Regions from separate parts of the Homo sapiens genome. Here region 2 is linked to region 1. The links are chromatin loops, found by intact Hi-C in ENCODE. Cell type or tissue: tibial artery. All regions are shown on one strand. Each heading gives the region's core, and the rest is flanking DNA. Links, peaks and the distances in the headings are about the cores only. Region 1 overlaps ADK (adenosine kinase). Region 2 overlaps KAT6B (lysine acetyltransferase 6B).

What was found. Peaks named below come from ENCODE experiments on the same cell type or tissue, not always from the same donor. Only the 100,000 strongest peaks of a DNase experiment are listed, where the experiment ranks them.
Region 2: it touches region 1 in a loop (2.9-fold over the local background); 7 of 110 quality-filtered maps call a loop at or near these places.

Annotation. Positions count from the first base shown.
Region 1 is chr10:74,280,469-74,288,808 of GRCh38, forward strand. The region is part of intron 3 of ADK (adenosine kinase); the gene reads left to right. Among named protein-coding and RNA genes, the nearest start is that of ADK, 130 kb to the left of the region's middle. In tibial artery, for the core only: no CTCF peak of the experiment used is centred there; no DNase peak of the experiment used is centred there.
Region 2 is chr10:74,830,704-74,839,043 of GRCh38, forward strand. KAT6B (lysine acetyltransferase 6B) reads left to right here. Exons shown (of 18, transcript NM_012330.4): 2 at 7,980-8,049. Among named protein-coding and RNA genes, the nearest start is that of KAT6B, 8.3 kb to the left of the region's middle. In tibial artery, for the core only: no CTCF peak of the experiment used is centred there; no DNase peak of the experiment used is centred there.

The DNA of each region.
Region 1 (8,340 bases), core at 158-8,157:
CCTTGTAGCCCAGGCTGGTGTCTAACTTCTGGCCTCAAGTATTTCTCCCACCTTGGCCTTCCAGATAGTTTGGATTATGGGTGTTTACCCCTATGCCCAGCTCTAAATAAGTTTTAATGCCAACCATCACTTCTATTTGTAGAGATTCCTAATGCCACCCAGTGTAATGCTTTTGGGGCTATGGCAGTGTAAATTTGGTTTTCTCACTGCTGTTTATAATTCAGCTTTCTTGGGTCTATTGAGTTGATCACTGCACCTCACTCTGCTTTCCACTGTCCAAAATTTTGTCACCATTATTTTTTTGTTTTTCTTGTCTTTCAGAGTTTTAGTGAGGTTTCAGGAGGAATCAGAAGTTCATGCATGTATTAAGTCCTTTGGTTTTACTGAAAGTTTGACACATATTTTGAATTGTAGTTATTTTGTCTTTCCTAATTTAGATGCAAAATTAAGTTGTCTAGTGAGATACTCAGTTAATCAAGTTGAGATATTAAGGGTTACAAAAAGGTTTACCACACTGGTTTATATACAGGTTAAGTATCCATAATTTGAAAATTTGAAATTCATAATGCTCCAAAATCTGAAACATTTTGTGAGCCGACAAGAGACTCAAAAGAAATTTTGAATAAGGTATACTCAACTTGGATAATATTCATTTGAAGCATGTAAAGGAAATAATGGCTGTTATGTGTTATACACAAATGTGAAGATAGTGTTGATTTGATGCTTTACTTTTGATAATGTTGATCTGATGCCCTGGTTTTGATCACTTAACAGATACCCATGTGCTTTATGGGAAGTTGAGTTCTTCTTATGCTCATGGGCTGAGCCCGAATTAATCCAAATCAGTAATGGTAATTTTATGCCCTCTCCCATTGATTTGATAGTGAGTGGCCTTGAGAGCCAGTTCATTGGGGGAAGTTCCCCACTTTTTTGGTAAAGAAACATAAGCAAGGGGAAGGCAGTCTCTCTTATGATCCTAGACATTAAATTGTTACTTGCAACTAGTGTAGCTACTTTGAAACCGTTAGGGGACAAAAAGTCATCACACTAAAGATGACACAGGAAAAACAAGGAAAGAACTTAGGTCCATGATCTTGATGAGGCATCATAAATTACCTATCCCTGGAGCTGCTGTAGCTCTGGACTTTTTGTTATATGAGATAATAATTCCTCAGATTGACTTAGAATACCAATCAAAATAACTATTATTTTAGCTAGCTAAGAAAAAAAATCTGAGTAAATACCATAAGGTTCAGATTACATAAATATGAAGATCAAAACTGCAAGTTTTCTGAGAAGTTAGTTATTATTGTTTTTTACTAATATGAGCTGCATTGGAAATTTATTTTCTTTTTAAAAAATTATTGCTGTCTTTGTCCATAACTTTTATGGACCTGACATTTTAGTTGTTTGGAAAAATTGGTAATTTTAATCTTTTGTTTTGGTATGATTCAGGTTGACCTGACATTTTAATACATCTGGCTCCTAGGACTGATTAAAGAGACATTTTATTTGTTGAAATATGCACATTTTCTTCATGAAATTGGTTTTCTTTTTTATGTGTGACTTTTCTTGCAAAAGCTTACAAGGCACATGCTTTTGATAGCAGTGTTACATTTTTAATTAATATTTTAGATGTAAAAGGTGACAGTTTAAAAGATTGTTTTATTAGTGGGTTATCCTTAAAAGCAAGTGGCATTTGGTTTTATTTTACAATAGAGTTTAATCTTACATGTTTTTTGTTAAAGTAATGTTACCAAAAAATCTCTTATTGAACTATTTGTGGTGAACTTTTTAAGGATGTTTAAGATTTCACATGCAGTTTAACTGATCACAGATGAAGTTGTAAATTAATACCTCATGAGCGTATTTGACTGCAGGGCATTGTTGTGAATCAAAACCGCTTTGTTCCTGTAAACTGTGAAAGGGGTTTAAGCATATGGATTAAAATTGCATGGTGATACCGAAGTACTTATGAAAAGACACTGTAGTTGGATCATTTAAAATGTACTAAAATATTACGAATAGCCATAAAATATAATAATTCCCTGAAGCTTTTAAGAGTGGTAAGATTTAGTTTTATTTCTTTGTTGGATTTAACTACTTTAATAAGAAATTGTTTTGTTGCTTTTGGAACTATGCATAGTAATGAGAATAACCATGATGATGAGAACACTGGAAGCTTCCCAGAAAACATGTATTTCTTCAGAAATGTTCTTGGTTGTGACAAATATATATATGAAGCTTTTCCTTGTTCCCATCTGAGTCATTCCCTTACCAGAACCTTTAGAATGAAAGGTTTAATGATATCTTCTAGTATAAGATTATGAAATGAGCATTGTTTAGTGTAAAATCATATTTTTCTTTTGCTGTTAATTTTGTCTTATAGTATATGAAAATCACCTGGTGTAGAATGTATTTTTCCTGCCATAAGAAACTGTCAAGAATCTATTGAAAAAATACCATGAGAGTAGTTGTTCTGGATGACAATGGTAGGTTCTGATTTACTGACGTAGAAGCAAGCTTCAGTTAGCCACTTTAGTCATAGGTAAACACTAGATTAGCCTAAGGAAAAATTGTTGGGAAGCTTTTGGAGTTCTCATCTGTGTCACTGTTTTAGATCTCTTCAAGTTCTTTGAAAATTTTGGTACCTCCCTGTTTAACAAATATTCTGTTTTCTGCTATCTAATTAGTTCTCATGTAGATGACGTTTCTAATACTAATTACCACACTTTCTTGGACTCCTCTTTTATAACGACCTTTATCTCCATTCCATTTGATCAACTGTTTTTTAGGACTATGTTCTGAACCTACTTCCTACCCAGGACTGCTTTAAAAAAAGTAATCTATGTTAGCTTCCTGTTTGGCTTCTTCCTAGTTTGACTTTACTCTCTATATACAGCCTGAGTGGCATGCTCGGTTATTTCAGCTACATCTTACCATTACTCAGTTCTCTCTCCCTTTTGACCTTGCTGGTTTCTAAATCTGGGTCAATTTGTGTGCCTTGCTTCTTGACTTGATATTACAATTAACTTATTTTGTCATACTAGATGTTTTCAGCCATCTTTGATCCCCAGGTTGCTCACCAACTCTTATTATCCTTTGAAATGACTCTCAAATCTTACCCCTCTTTTTGACTTTTATGTTTGTTGCCCTCATCTTCATCTTTTTTTTTTTTTTAATGAGACGGAGTTTCGCTCTTGTTTTCTTTCTTTCTTTTTTTTTTTTTTTTGAGACAGAGTCTCGCTCTTGCCCAGGCTGGAGTGCAGTGGCGCCATCTCTGCTCACTGCAAGATCCGCCTCCTGAGTTCACGCCATTCTCCTGCCTCAGCCTCCTGAGTAGCTGGGACTACAGGTGCCCGCCACCACGCCTGGCTAATTTTTTGTATTTTTAGTAGAGATGGGGTTTCACCGTGTTAGCCTGGATAGTCTTGATCTCCTGACCTTGTGATCCGCCTGCCTAGGCCTCCCAAAGTGCTGGGATTACAGGCATGAGCCACTGCGCCCAGCTCGCTCTTGTTTTCTTGTTGCCCAGGCTGGAGTGCAATGGTTTGATCTTGGCTCACTGCAACCTCCGCCTCCTGCGTTCAAGAGATTCTCCTGCTTCAGCCTTCTGAGTAGTTGGCATTACAGGCGTGTGCCACCATGCCCGGCTAATTTTTTGTATTTTTAGTAGAGACAGGGTTTCTCCATGTTGGCCAGGCTGGTCTCGAACTCCCGAACTCAGGTGATCCGCCAGTCTTGGCCTCCCAAAGTGCTAGGATTACAGGCATGAGCCACCACGCCTGGCAAATTCTATTTTTTTTTTTTTTTTTTGAGACGGAATTTTGCTCTTGCTGCCTAGGCTGTGCAATGGCACGATCTCGGCTCACCGTGGCCTCTCCCTCCCAGGTTCAAGTGAGTCTCCTGCCTCAGCCTCCCAAGTAGCTGGGATTACAGACGTGTGTCACCATGCCCGGCTAATTTTGTATTTTTAGTAGAGACGGGGTTTCTCCACGTTGGTCAGGCTGGCCTGGAACTCCCAACCTCAGATGATCTGTCTGCTTCGGCCTCGCCAAGTGCTGGGATTACAGGCGTGAGCCACTGCTCCCAGCCCTTCATCTCTTACATTAGGTGCCATAGCACTCACCTCTGTGGCTCTGTTTCTTCTATCCCAACAGCACATGAGGGATTGGGTCCCCTTCCATCTCTCCAACTCCCTACTCCTACTACCACATAAATTAACAGAAACTCCCTTTAGTAGTAATTCTCAAATGAGGTGCCAAATCTTGGTCTGTATGGAATGTGTATTTGGTTTTAAAAAAATTCTAAAAGTGATTCTCTTCTGAGGTCCTAAAGGGTCTTTTGCAGGACTTCCTCAAATTCGTCTTTTACAATGCTATAGGAGTCATCTTTGTCAAACATAGATTTACTCATTTTACAACTGTGTAACAACTTATTTTTTGCCAAGTATTGGGATAGCTACTGGAGTTAGTAAAGTGAATATTAGGGTGCTTACTTTTGAGAAAAATGCTAATAATATAGTATAGCCATCATTTACTGGAACTTTTTTAAGTGCTAGGCACTTCATGTATTTATCCTTATAATAGTCCTTCAGTGTAGATATTATTAGCCACTGTACAGATGAGCAGCCATTCTCAGAATTCTGAGGACTCACATAGTAATTCATTAGGCAAGTGATAAGCTTTATGATAAATACTTGAAAGGGACCTCTAAGAGCATAGAGGAGGGATATCTAGTTTAGAGTTGGAAGATTAACAGAATAGGCTTCACAGAGAAGATGATGTATTAAGCTGAGTATTTAAAGACAAGTAGGAACTTAGACAAAATGATAGATTGGAAAATGAGTGTGTGGCATGGTTATATTTGTGAATAGTCTTTGTACAGAGATATAAGAGAAGCATTTTATGAGAACACCTGGTGCTCACTTAGGCAACACATATACTAAAGTTGGAGAACAGCTCAATATGACTGAAGCATAGTATGTGAGATGGGGAATTTAGAGTGGTTTAGATATAAAGACATTAAACTAGGTTGTATTTTATATATTTATACATCTATATCTATATATCTATATCTATATGCATCTGTGGTCCCAGCTACTAAGGAGGCTGAGGTGGGAGGATCGCCTGAGCCTGGGAGATCAAGGCTCCACTGAGCCGAGATTGCACCATTGCACTCCAGCCTGGGTGACAGAGTGAGACCCTGTCTCAAACAAAACAAAACAAAACAAAAACCCAGTTAGACTGCTGGAATAGTCCAAATAAGAAATCAGGAGGCCTTGAAACGTGTCAGTGGGATTAAAGAGGAGAGAGGTGGAATTGAAGGTTATCTGGTAGGTGCAATCAACAGACTTAGTGGTTTAAAAAGTGAGTGAGAGGTTATAGTCAGGTTGGGACTATGTATTAATCCTTTATTTTTTTAATTTACTGTACTGTACTATGTATTATTGTTAATATCCTTTATTTCAGATTGACATATACCCTTAAATATTCTTAAGATCATATCCTTAAGGTCTTAATAGTCTCTGAATAAATATTGGTATAAGCTGCTTCCTAAATGATTTCCCATTTATTTACTGGTGTTTTTATATATCTATTTAGAGACTGAATCTCACTATGTTGCCCAGGCTAGAGTGCAGGAGCATGATCATAGCTTACTGTAACCTCACACTCTTGGGTTCAAGTGATTCTCCTGCCTCAGCTTCCCAAGCAGCTAGGACTACAAGTGTGTGCCACCACACCTGGCTCATTTTTTAATTTTTGCAGAAACAGACTCTTGCTATGTTGCTCAGACTGGTCTCAAACTCCTGGCCTAAAGCGATCCTTCAGTCCCTGCCTCCCAAAGCAGTGGGACTGCAGGTGCGAGTCACCATGGCTGGCTTGAGGAGTGTTTTTTAAAACATCCTGGCCAACTGTGAGCATTGAGACATCAATTTATCAAGGCTTTACTGAGTGCTCAAGGGCCCAGGCACATTCTAAGTCCTGGAAGAGGGAGCACAGTGGAAGTTCTAGGACTTAGCTATCTAGTTAAATATCTTCAGTTTAAACAGATTTACTCATTTTACAACTGTGTAACAATTTATTTTTTGGCAGTTTCTGAACTTCCAGTTTTCACGTTCTCTAGTATTGACAACAAGCTGATAATCTTGCTAGACACAACAGACTCTTGAGGAAGGAATTATTCATTGTGGTTTATAGACAATGATATTTGAAGTTAACTTGCCCCAGGGCAGGAGTATGGTTCTTATATAATGTAGGAAAAGGCCAGTCAACACCAGACCTCAGAGCTACCATTTAATGCATTGTGGCAAATGATTCGCATGTATTATCACACTTAATGCTCACAAGAATACTACCATGAAATAGTTAATATTTAAAACAAATTTTTTTATTTTTTAAGGAGACTGGGTCTCACTATGTTGCCCAGGCTTGTCTCGAACCCCTGGGCTCAAGTGATCCTCCCACCTCAGCCTCTTAAAGTTCTGGGATTACAAGCATGAGCCACCGCGAGTGGTCTTTATCATTATTATCGCTGTTTTACAGATGAGAAAACTGAGGCACAGAGACCTGCTTATGGTGACACAAGTAGGAATTGAAAAGATGAGATTTGAATCTAGCTGGTCTAATTTATCCTGAAGTTCAAGATAGCAATACAAGAATTATGAACATATAAATGGAGTGAGTGGATATGATCGCTCAAGATAAATCTCTTGGCCGGGCGCAGTGGCTCACACCTGTAATCCCAGCACTTTGGGAGACTGAGGCGGGCAGATCACGTGGTCAGGAGATCAAGACCATCCTGGCTAACATGGTGAAACCCCCTGTCTACTAAAAATACAAAAAATTAGTGGGGCGTGGTGGTGCACGCCTGTAATCCCAGCTACTCAGGAGGCTGAGGCACGAGAATCACTTGAACCCAGGAGGCGGAGGTTGCAGTGAGCCAAGATTGCGCCACTGCACTCCAGCCTGGGTGATAGAGTGAGACTCCGTCTCAAAAAAAAAAAAAAATCTCTTGGATGAGAAAACTAGACTTAGGATTTAAGGAAATCTACGTTAATGGACTGGCCAGAAAAACAAGTCATAAAGGAAAATTAGGAAGTAATCATGAGAGAGGGGGATGTTATGTCCTATTACCTGAAGCAGAAATATAAATGGAAAACATATCAGTGTTATTAACTGAAGGGAAAAGAAAATATAAAAATATATCTGTTATAAAATATATTCTGTATAAAACTCGAATACCAGATTGTTGTTTGCATTGACGTTGCCTGTAATCCCAGCATTTTGGGAGGGTGAGGTGGGAGAGCTCAGGAGTTCAAGACCAGCCTGGGCAACATGATGAAACTCCATCTCTACAAAAAATTAGCTGGGCATGGTGGTACATGCTTGTAATCCCAGCTACTCAGGAAGCTATAGTGGGAGGATCACTTGAGCCCGGGAGGTTGAGGCTGCAGTGAGCCATAATGGTGCCACTACACTCCTGCCTGGGGCGATGTACTGAGACCCTGTCTCAAAAAAAAAAAAAAAAAAAGAGAAAAAAAAATTTTTAAGTACTTTTTTACTTAGAACCTTTCAAATGCCATGTTATGTGTCTTTATATACAGAAACCCTGGGCAAAGACAGTATGGCTCTTTTTTTAAGAATTAGGAGACATGAGTGTAAAGCATATTTGTAAATAACGGGCAATAAAATTAATGCGGAAGGTTTGGCTTACATTATTTGGGGAGGGAACATATAAAATTCAATATTCAAATTGTTACATCAACTTGAAGTACAGTGAATCATGACTCAGAAAATGTATGAAGATGAGACAAGGTAGTTGCCTATTGGAATCTTAAATGATACTTTTAGTAGAGATCATGTAAATCTGTGTTGATGTTAAAGAAAAGTGAACATAGGCTGAGCGCAGTGGCTCATGCCTGTAATCCCAGCACTTCGGGAGGCTGAGGCAGGCGGATCAGCTGAGATCAGGAGTTCGAGACCAGCCTGGCCAACATAGCGAAACCCCATCTCTACCAAAAATACAAAAATTAGCCAGGCGTGGTGGCGGGCACCTATAATCCCAGCTACTCTGGAGGCTGAGGCAGGAGAATAGCTTGAACCCGGGAGGTGGAGATTGTAGTGAGCCGAGATCACACCACTGCACTCCAGCCTGGGTGACAAGAGCGAGACTCCATCTCAAAAAGAAAAGTGAACATAAACTTTTAAAACTTCATTACAGAGTAAAAAGTCTTATTACGTTTTTCTGGCCAAAATTTATAAACTTTTAAAATATTTCAGTGAAGTTGAGCTATATTAGAGGTATCTCTTTATGTACCTCTGGAATGGAACTTTGATA
Region 2 (8,340 bases), core at 63-8,062, 550 kb after region 1:
GATTAGTAATCAGATTGCACAGCTCTTCATATATATATATATATATATATATATATATATATATATTTTTTTTTTTTTTTTTTTTTTTTTTTTTTTTTTTTGAGACGGAGTTTTGCTTTTGTCACCCAGGCTGGAGTGCAGTGGCGTGATCTTGGCTCACTGCAACCTCTGCTTCCTGGGTTCAAGCGATTCTCCTGCCTCAGCCTCCTGAGTAGCTGGGATTACAGGTGCCCACTACCACAACCAGCTAATTTTTTGTATTTTTAGTAGAGATGGGGTTTTGCCATGTTGGGCAGGCTTGTTTCAAACTCCTGATCTCAGTTGACCCGCCCGTCTTGGCCTCCCAAAGTGCTGGGATTACAGGCGTGAGCCTCTGCACCCGGCCAGCTCTTCATATACTTTTTTAGCCATTTAGATAGCCTCATTTATAAAGTTCTGTTCAAGTCTTTCCCACCCTGCTTTTAAAAGTTGGGCCTTGTATCTTTTATTGCTATTTAGAAGTTCTTTATTTACTGTGAATACAAGTCCTTTGTCATGTGTGTGTGTTGCAAATACTGTGGCTTGCCTTTTCACTCTCTTTATGGTGTCTTTTAATGAACAGAAGTTCTTAATTTTAATGGAGTCAAATTTATTGGTCTTTACTTTATGGTTAGTGCCTTTTGTGTCTTGTTTTAAGACTTTTCCTACCCTGAGGTCAATAAGATATTCTCCTATGCAGTACTATCTTTTTAAAGCTTTGTTGACCTTAAACAATGTATAACTATGAGTAAAATACACTCTTCTTGACCCCAGCCTCACCATTACAATCTATTTTTGCTTTCCTTCACTTTTTTCTGTTCTCTGTCTTGAATTTTTACTTCTCTGCAGCTATAACTAAGAGCCAGGTGCTGACTTCTCCTGTCTCTTAGGAGAAAATGGTCATATAGACAGAAGTTCAGCCAGATTAGATTTTACAGGTCTCCAGCTGACTGTATTGCCCTTTTTCCTTTTATGAGCTAGCATTTTATTGTGTTCCTGCTATGTGTCTGCCATCATCCTTGCTGCTTTCATATTTGTTATCTCAGTGATTCCTCTTAACGGTTCTGTAAAACAGAGAAGTATTCTCATTTTTACAGAAGAGAAAACAGAGACTTAGATTGATTTAGTAGCATGTCCAATATCCCCTAGCCTAGGTAGCTAGCAGAATGGGGACTGGATCCCTGACTCTGATACTTCCCATCACAGCACACCTACTTGTTGATTAAAATGTCAGAAACCTGTTTTTTGATAACATCCAAAACCAAAAAGAATAACTTTCTTACTCTTGATGTAACATGCCTTAAGTAAAGCACACAAAGCTAACTATTGTGAAACTGGATAAAATACCTCTCTGTATATAGCCAGTGGACCTTAAGTGGTCCATGGCTGGATGACAGAAGGTCTGTTAACCCTTAAAAATGTATACCAGTGTATATGGGTACATGTGCTTATTTTTTAGAGTAGAGCTATAATATTTATGAAACTCTCAAAAGGGAACCTGAATTTTTCAGGGTATCTGGATATCTGGTCTGAAGACATCTGTAATACAGTTAACAAAGAATCCTGTAATAATCTCTCTTTCAAAAGAATCATAAAAAAGTTAAGATGTCAGATTTTTCTCAGCCAGGTGCAGTGGCTCATGCCTGTAATCCCACTACTTTGGGAGGCTACAGTGAAAGGATCCCTTGAGCCCTGGAGTTCAAGACATGCCTGGGCAACATAGGGAGACCCCCGCCTCTATTTTTATTTATTTATTTAGATTTTTTGGTATCTTCATTTTATCTTATTTATTTTGTTGAGATAGAGTTTTGCTCTTGTTGCCCAGGCTGGAGTGCAATGGCGTAATCTTGGCTCACTGCAACCTCCACCTCCTGGGTTCAAGCAATTTTCCTGCCTCAGCCTCCCAAAGAGCTGGGATTACAGGCATGCGCCACCACGCCTGCTAATTTTTTGTATTTAGTAGAGATGGGGTTTCACCATGTTGGCCGGGCTGGTCTCAAACTCCTGACCTCAGGTGATCCACCTGCCTTGGCCTGTCGAAGTGCTGGGATTATAGGCATAAGCCACCAAGCCTGGCCTTGTATCTCTATTTTAAAAAGTTTTTTAAAAATCACATTTTTTGGCCGGGCATGATGGCTCATGCCTGTAATCCCAGCACTTTGGGAGGCTCAGGCAGCTGGATCACAAGGTCAGGAGCTCGAGACCAGCCTGGCCAACATGGTAAAACCCCGTCTCTACTAAAAATAAAAACAACAACAACAAACAAACAATGGCATGGTGGCATGTGCCTGTAATCCCAGCTACTCAGAAGGCTGGGGCAGGAGAGTCGTTTGAACCCGGGAGGCGGAGGTTGCAGTGAGCCGAGATCACGCCATTGCACTCCAGCCTGGGCAACAGGGCAAGACTCTGTCTCAAAAAAAAAAAAAAAAAAAAAAAAATCACATTTTTTCCCTTAATACATTATTCTCGGTCTTTGTCATCAAAAACCAACTAAAGCTAATTTGTAATTAGGGAGAAATCTAGGATTGAATAGGAATTTTTAAATGCCAAAAAAAGACACTCTAAATTTAGTTGATTATTTCTTAAGTGAAAGTGCTTAGTTATAATACATCATTACTAATCAGTGTACCCTGGCTCCAAAGACCTGATGACTTCAAATGACTTTTCATCTTGTCTCTAAATTCCTCTGTTTTACAAGGGATCAAATTTCCTGTGAGGTTCCTAACAGTGTGATTAAATTTTAGAGACTGAAACTATTGAGCACTTAAATGCAGGGATAACTATGCAAACCTAATTCATGGGTTTCACCAGGAGATTTGGGACCTGTCTCTACTAATTTATGATGATGATGTTGAAACTAATCTTTGCTAGGGATTATGGAAACCATAATAGTTTATTGATGGTTCAGTTATTGTTTGTTGAAGCACATTTACACAATTATAGTTTAATGACATAACAAGGATATTGTCAACTAGGAGAGCATGACATGAAAAATTAAACTTGCAATTAATATAATATGTATTAGTTGAAATGATAATTTTTATGGTGATTTAGCCTCTTAGAAATCCTTGGAAAACATTATTAGCTTATGAATTGAAAACTCTCTTTGTTAATGAGTAGTGGGAAAGAACTTAGTGTTACTCTAAAAAGATGGGGAATTAAATATTCAGTTCAACCAGCGTTTTATTGAGTGCCTGCTCTGGGCTTGCTGCTGAGTTAGGCTCATAAATATAAGTTGAACAAGATTGATGTTTGCAGAGATGAAATACTGGTTGCTTTTGTTTTTTCTTTCAATCACCCTTCCCTCCAGAGTAGATGGCTACTATTGCCAGAGTGATTCAAACATTCAACAGGTTTGTGTGTGTATGTGCATGCCCTTCCCTGTGCATTATGGTGTCACCTGCTCCTGCAGTGGCTTCCTATTCATCTGTCACGTTCACACACCACAGCTTGGCTTTTTTCACAGCCAACTTTATTTCTGTTTTTTTTTTTTTTGAGATGGATTCTGGCTCTGTTGCCAGGCTGGAGTGCAGTGGCGCGATCTCGGCTCACTGCATCCACCACCTCCGGGGTTCAAGCAATTCCCCTGCCTCAGCCTTCCGAGTAGCTGGGACCACAGGCATGCACCACCACGCCTGGCTAATTTTTTGTATTTTAGTAGAGATGGAGTTTCACCATGTTGGCCAGGATGGTCTCAATCTCCTGACCTCGTGATCTGCCCGCCTTGGCCTCCCAAAGTGCTAGGATTACAGGTGTGAGCCACTGTGCCTGGCCTATTTCTGTTTTTCATTTTTAAATTATATTTGTCTTTTTTAGAGACAGAGTCTTGCTCTATTGCCTAGGCTGGAGAGCAGTGGCACAATCATAGCCCACTGTGGCCTCAACCTCCTGGGCGGCTCAAGAGATCCTCTTGCCTCGGTCTCCCGAGTAGCTGGGTCTACAGGTGTACACCACCACAGCCACCTAATTTTTTATTTTTGTAGAGGTAGGGTCTTGTTGTGTTGCCTAGGCTTGTCTCGAGCTCCTGGCCTCAAGTAATCCTCCTTCCTTGACCTCCCAAAGTGCTGGGATTAGAGGCATGAGCCATTGTGCCTGGCCCAACTTAATTTCTTTATCCCTTTTGAGCATATACCTGTTCTAGTCAGGCACATGGACTTGGTGTCCCTTTTGTTTGACAGCTCATTCTTAGCTTCTGTTATTTCACTTTGATTTCCTTCATTCATTCCCCGATACATTTATTTAGCAAATAGGCATTGAAACCCTCTTATGATCAAGTTGTGGTCTTGGGAAATCTTAGGGTATACAAAGATGAATCAAGCATGAATCCTGTTTTTAAGAATTTTATAGTCTAGTAGGGGTGACAAGGTTAATACACAAGTAAGCATAATACTAAGTGGGAAATGAATGTCAAAACAGTAAAAAAGCTAAAAGCTTCCTGTTAGACAAAGATGTTTGGGGCTTTTGAGAAGTTGTTTGCACTGGGCCATGAAGGATTTGAATTTGGGCAGAGGGACGGTGGGGCACTTATCCAGGCTCAGCATTATCTTTCAAGGTTCAGTTTCAGTCCCATCCATCCAAGAGATGTTCATCCATCCTCCACGTGGTTTCAGCAAGGTAGTATAGTCACAGTTGTTTCCAGACTTCTTCCTTCTGTAATCAGAGGAACACTTCCTTTAAAGCGAATCTTATGGGGAAGACAAATATATGTAAAACAGTTAAAGTGGAGCTGCACTGTTGGGTTCAAGGTGCTGCAATGGCCCAAAGTTTAACCCACAAGGGGTACCTGAAGGTAATACCCGAAGTAACTCCTTGTCACAGAGATCTAAAGAGCCTAGTTTGAAAACCTCTGGAGAGACAGAAAGAGTTTGGGCTTTGGCATCTGAATTAAAATCCTTCATGACTTAATGGCTCTGAGATCTTGGCTAAGTCAAGCCTGTTTTCCTTTTGTAAAAACAACAATGCTACCTTACAGAGTTGTTTTAAAGTTTACTGATAATCTATGTAAAGTACCTGGACCACAGTAGGTGTCAGGAAATGGTTGGTATTATTATTATTATTATAGTTTAGTGCTTTGTTATTTCTTTTTTTTTAAACAATTTATTGAGGTGAAACTCACATAACATAAAATGAAAAAACCATTAAAAAGTGAACAAATCAGTGGCATTTAGTACATTCAGTGTTGTGTCACCACTGCCACTATCAAGTTCCAAAACATTTTTATTGATCCCAAATAAAACCCCTTACCCATTAAGCAGTTTCTCTAGATATGTCCCTGAGACTCCACCAATCTGTGTTTTGTCTATGGATTTATCTATTCTGGATGTCTCATATGAATGAAATTATATGATGTGTGGCCTTTTGTGTCTGGCTTCTTTCACAGCATAACGTGTTTGAGGTCCATCTACATTGTAGTAGCATGTATCGAAACTTCATTGCTTTTTATAGTTGTATAGTATTCTAGTGTATGGATATACCACAGTTTATCTGTTCATCTGTTGATGGACATTTGGGCTGTTTACACCTTTTGGCTACTGTGAATAGTTTTGTTATGAACATGGGTGTACGTGTACTTATTTGAGTATCTGTTCTCAATTCTTTTGAGTCTATACCTAGAAATGGAATTACAGAACCATATGGTAATTCTGTGTTTAACTTTTTGAGGAACCGCCAAACAGTGCTTTGCTATTTCTTAATTGCTTCTTATATGTTCTGTCTCTAGCTTTGCTTTGTATTCCCCATAGTACCTACCACAGGGCTGCATGCAGGGAGCATCAGCTCGCTAAATATTTGTTGGTTTTTCTTTGATTAGTATTTATAACCTCACCTCCCAGTTCACATGTTTTGGGCCTGAAGCATTGATTTCAGAGGAAATAGATGCATCCAGGATTTGAAAGATAAGAAATATCACCATATGGATGGCGTTTCATGTTGTCAGACAACAGATATTTGTTAACCAAGGACACTATTTTGAGCAACTCTGCCAATAACCTGAGCTGGGTGCTGATAGAAGAAAAATAAGTCAAGGTCCCTTCCCCTAAACAGTTCTGTTCTGTTTCGGAAGATACTGCTTAGATTTGTGGATGCTCACTCAGTTACACAATGGGCTTTGAAAAAATCCAGGTTTTCCAACAGTGATCCCTTTGGGGAAAAAAAAGAAAGAAAAAGCCAGGACTTATGAAAGTAAAATAGTTAAAAATAACTGTTAGCAAGTAAAACTCAGGATGACAAAAGTGTAAACTCTATTATTAATCTTTGTTTTTTTCTACCACTGTTTTTTGCCTCATCCATAATCTCATGACTTGAGTGTTATGACATTGATTTTGAAACAACACACACAGCTTTAGTAAAAGCTTAGAGGAGGCCTCGCATAATACTTATGATCCAGGATATTTTGACTCTTCTTATGCTGACATGAATATTTCTGAATAGTGTTGATGTTTATGTAATACCAGTGAAGCTAAAAGCTCAGTGCTGGACTAAGCATTTCTCTAGATATGTTTAGAATATTTGTAATGAATGATGTAAATAGTGTTATATTATAAGACCGTATGATACAACCATATAATTTACTGATATTTTGTAGTTAAAAATAAAATGATTCACAACCTTAGAAAATAGAATAATTTAATTTGATGTAGCACAAATCCCCAGAATTAATTTAGGATGATTTGCTACCTTTTTGATAGCCTTTTAGTCCAACCTTCAAGTTTTTATAGAAAAAAAATGAAAAGAGAATAATGATTTTAGGGTTTTCGCTTGTGATAGAATGTCCTATCTACATGTGAAGCAAATCCCCATGCTCTGAAAAAGAGAAATAGTGTGGATAATTCCAAATCAGGAAAAAAAAAATCATTTCTATTTGGCTTTTGAATGAATTATGCATTTTTTTTTCCTGTGGATTTGTCTTTCCAGTTAGATACTGCTTAGGCTAAAATGAAATTGGTTTTCAATCTATTCTCTTGCTTATATGAATTTACAGTGGGGCCAGTGGGATGTTGGAAACAAATCAGCCTAAGATTAAAAAATTTGCGGTGGATAATATACAAAGTGGATAATATACATGTGTTTAGTTGAGAATTGGCTACAGATAAGAGACTTCTGATTTTGTTCCTCTCCTAGCTGTGTATTTTTTTTTTTTTTTTGAACACTGTGATTCTGCTTGTAGCAAAGAGCTGCTGAGTTACATCTGCTTCTGCCTAATTAACTCTGTTGGTTGGTGTCAGATGAGAGCTAATTTTGAGATTAAATCGAGGAGTGGGGTGTGTGTCGTGGCTGGGGGAGGGGAGAAGGAGGATCCAAGGTTGCTTGATTGTTTTACGTAAGATCAAAATGCAGTTATTCACAATTGTTCTTTTAAATTTATTTTTTGCTTTTCAAGTAAAAATAATCACTGCTGTCCTAAAATGTGACTTGTGTCAATACATATTTACTATTATGTAAACTGGTACGTTTTTCTTGTAGGTGAGCTTATTGGTCATATCTGGGTAGTCCATTCAGTACCTAGGTGCCTGGTGGCCTTTGGGACAAACAGCGAATGCTGCCCAGGAATGTGAATGCTGACCTTAAAACAACTTTTGACTGTCTTTTTTTCTGATAAATGTTATATCTGTTTGGCTATTTGAGTAGTAGTGGGTTTTTGTTTTTGTTTTGTTTTTCCATGATGAGATTTTTTCTTAGGAATCTATCACAAACCTGATTTTTAAAATTTGAACAGGTCTGGGCTTAGGGATGAAATTTACTTCTATAGGCACTTGGCTGGGTCCTTGGGGCTTCATTTTCTGTCTCAAGTTTCATATTTATAAGAATCCTTCAGTGGTCTAAAAGAATTATTATATCACCAAATGTAGTATAATAACTCATTGGAGCTGTTTGTCTTGAATGGTTGTGGAGATACACGGATGGTTGCTGAATTTAAGGATGTCCTTATGTCCAAATGAACATTTCCTTTTTTCTTTTGGCAGATTTGCCTGAAGACCTGGATAATCTCCATTTTTGTCATGGACTGTTAAAACGTTTGAAGTTCCAATTCTGGTACTTTCCCTTATTTTATTACATTTTTAAGGTATAAAATGACAATCTTATTGAAATGTGTTGGTAATGGATATAAACAATTGTTTTATGGATATAAATGATTGTGGGTAAAGATTTGTGGGCTGGGTGCAGTGGCTCACGCCTGTAATCCCAGCACTTTGGGAGGCCGAAGTGGGCGGATCACGAGATCAGGAGTTTGAGTCCAGCCTGGCCAACATGGCAAAACCCTGTCTCTACTAAAAATTCAAAAATTAGCTGGGCGTGGTGGTGGGCACCTGTAATCCCAGCTAC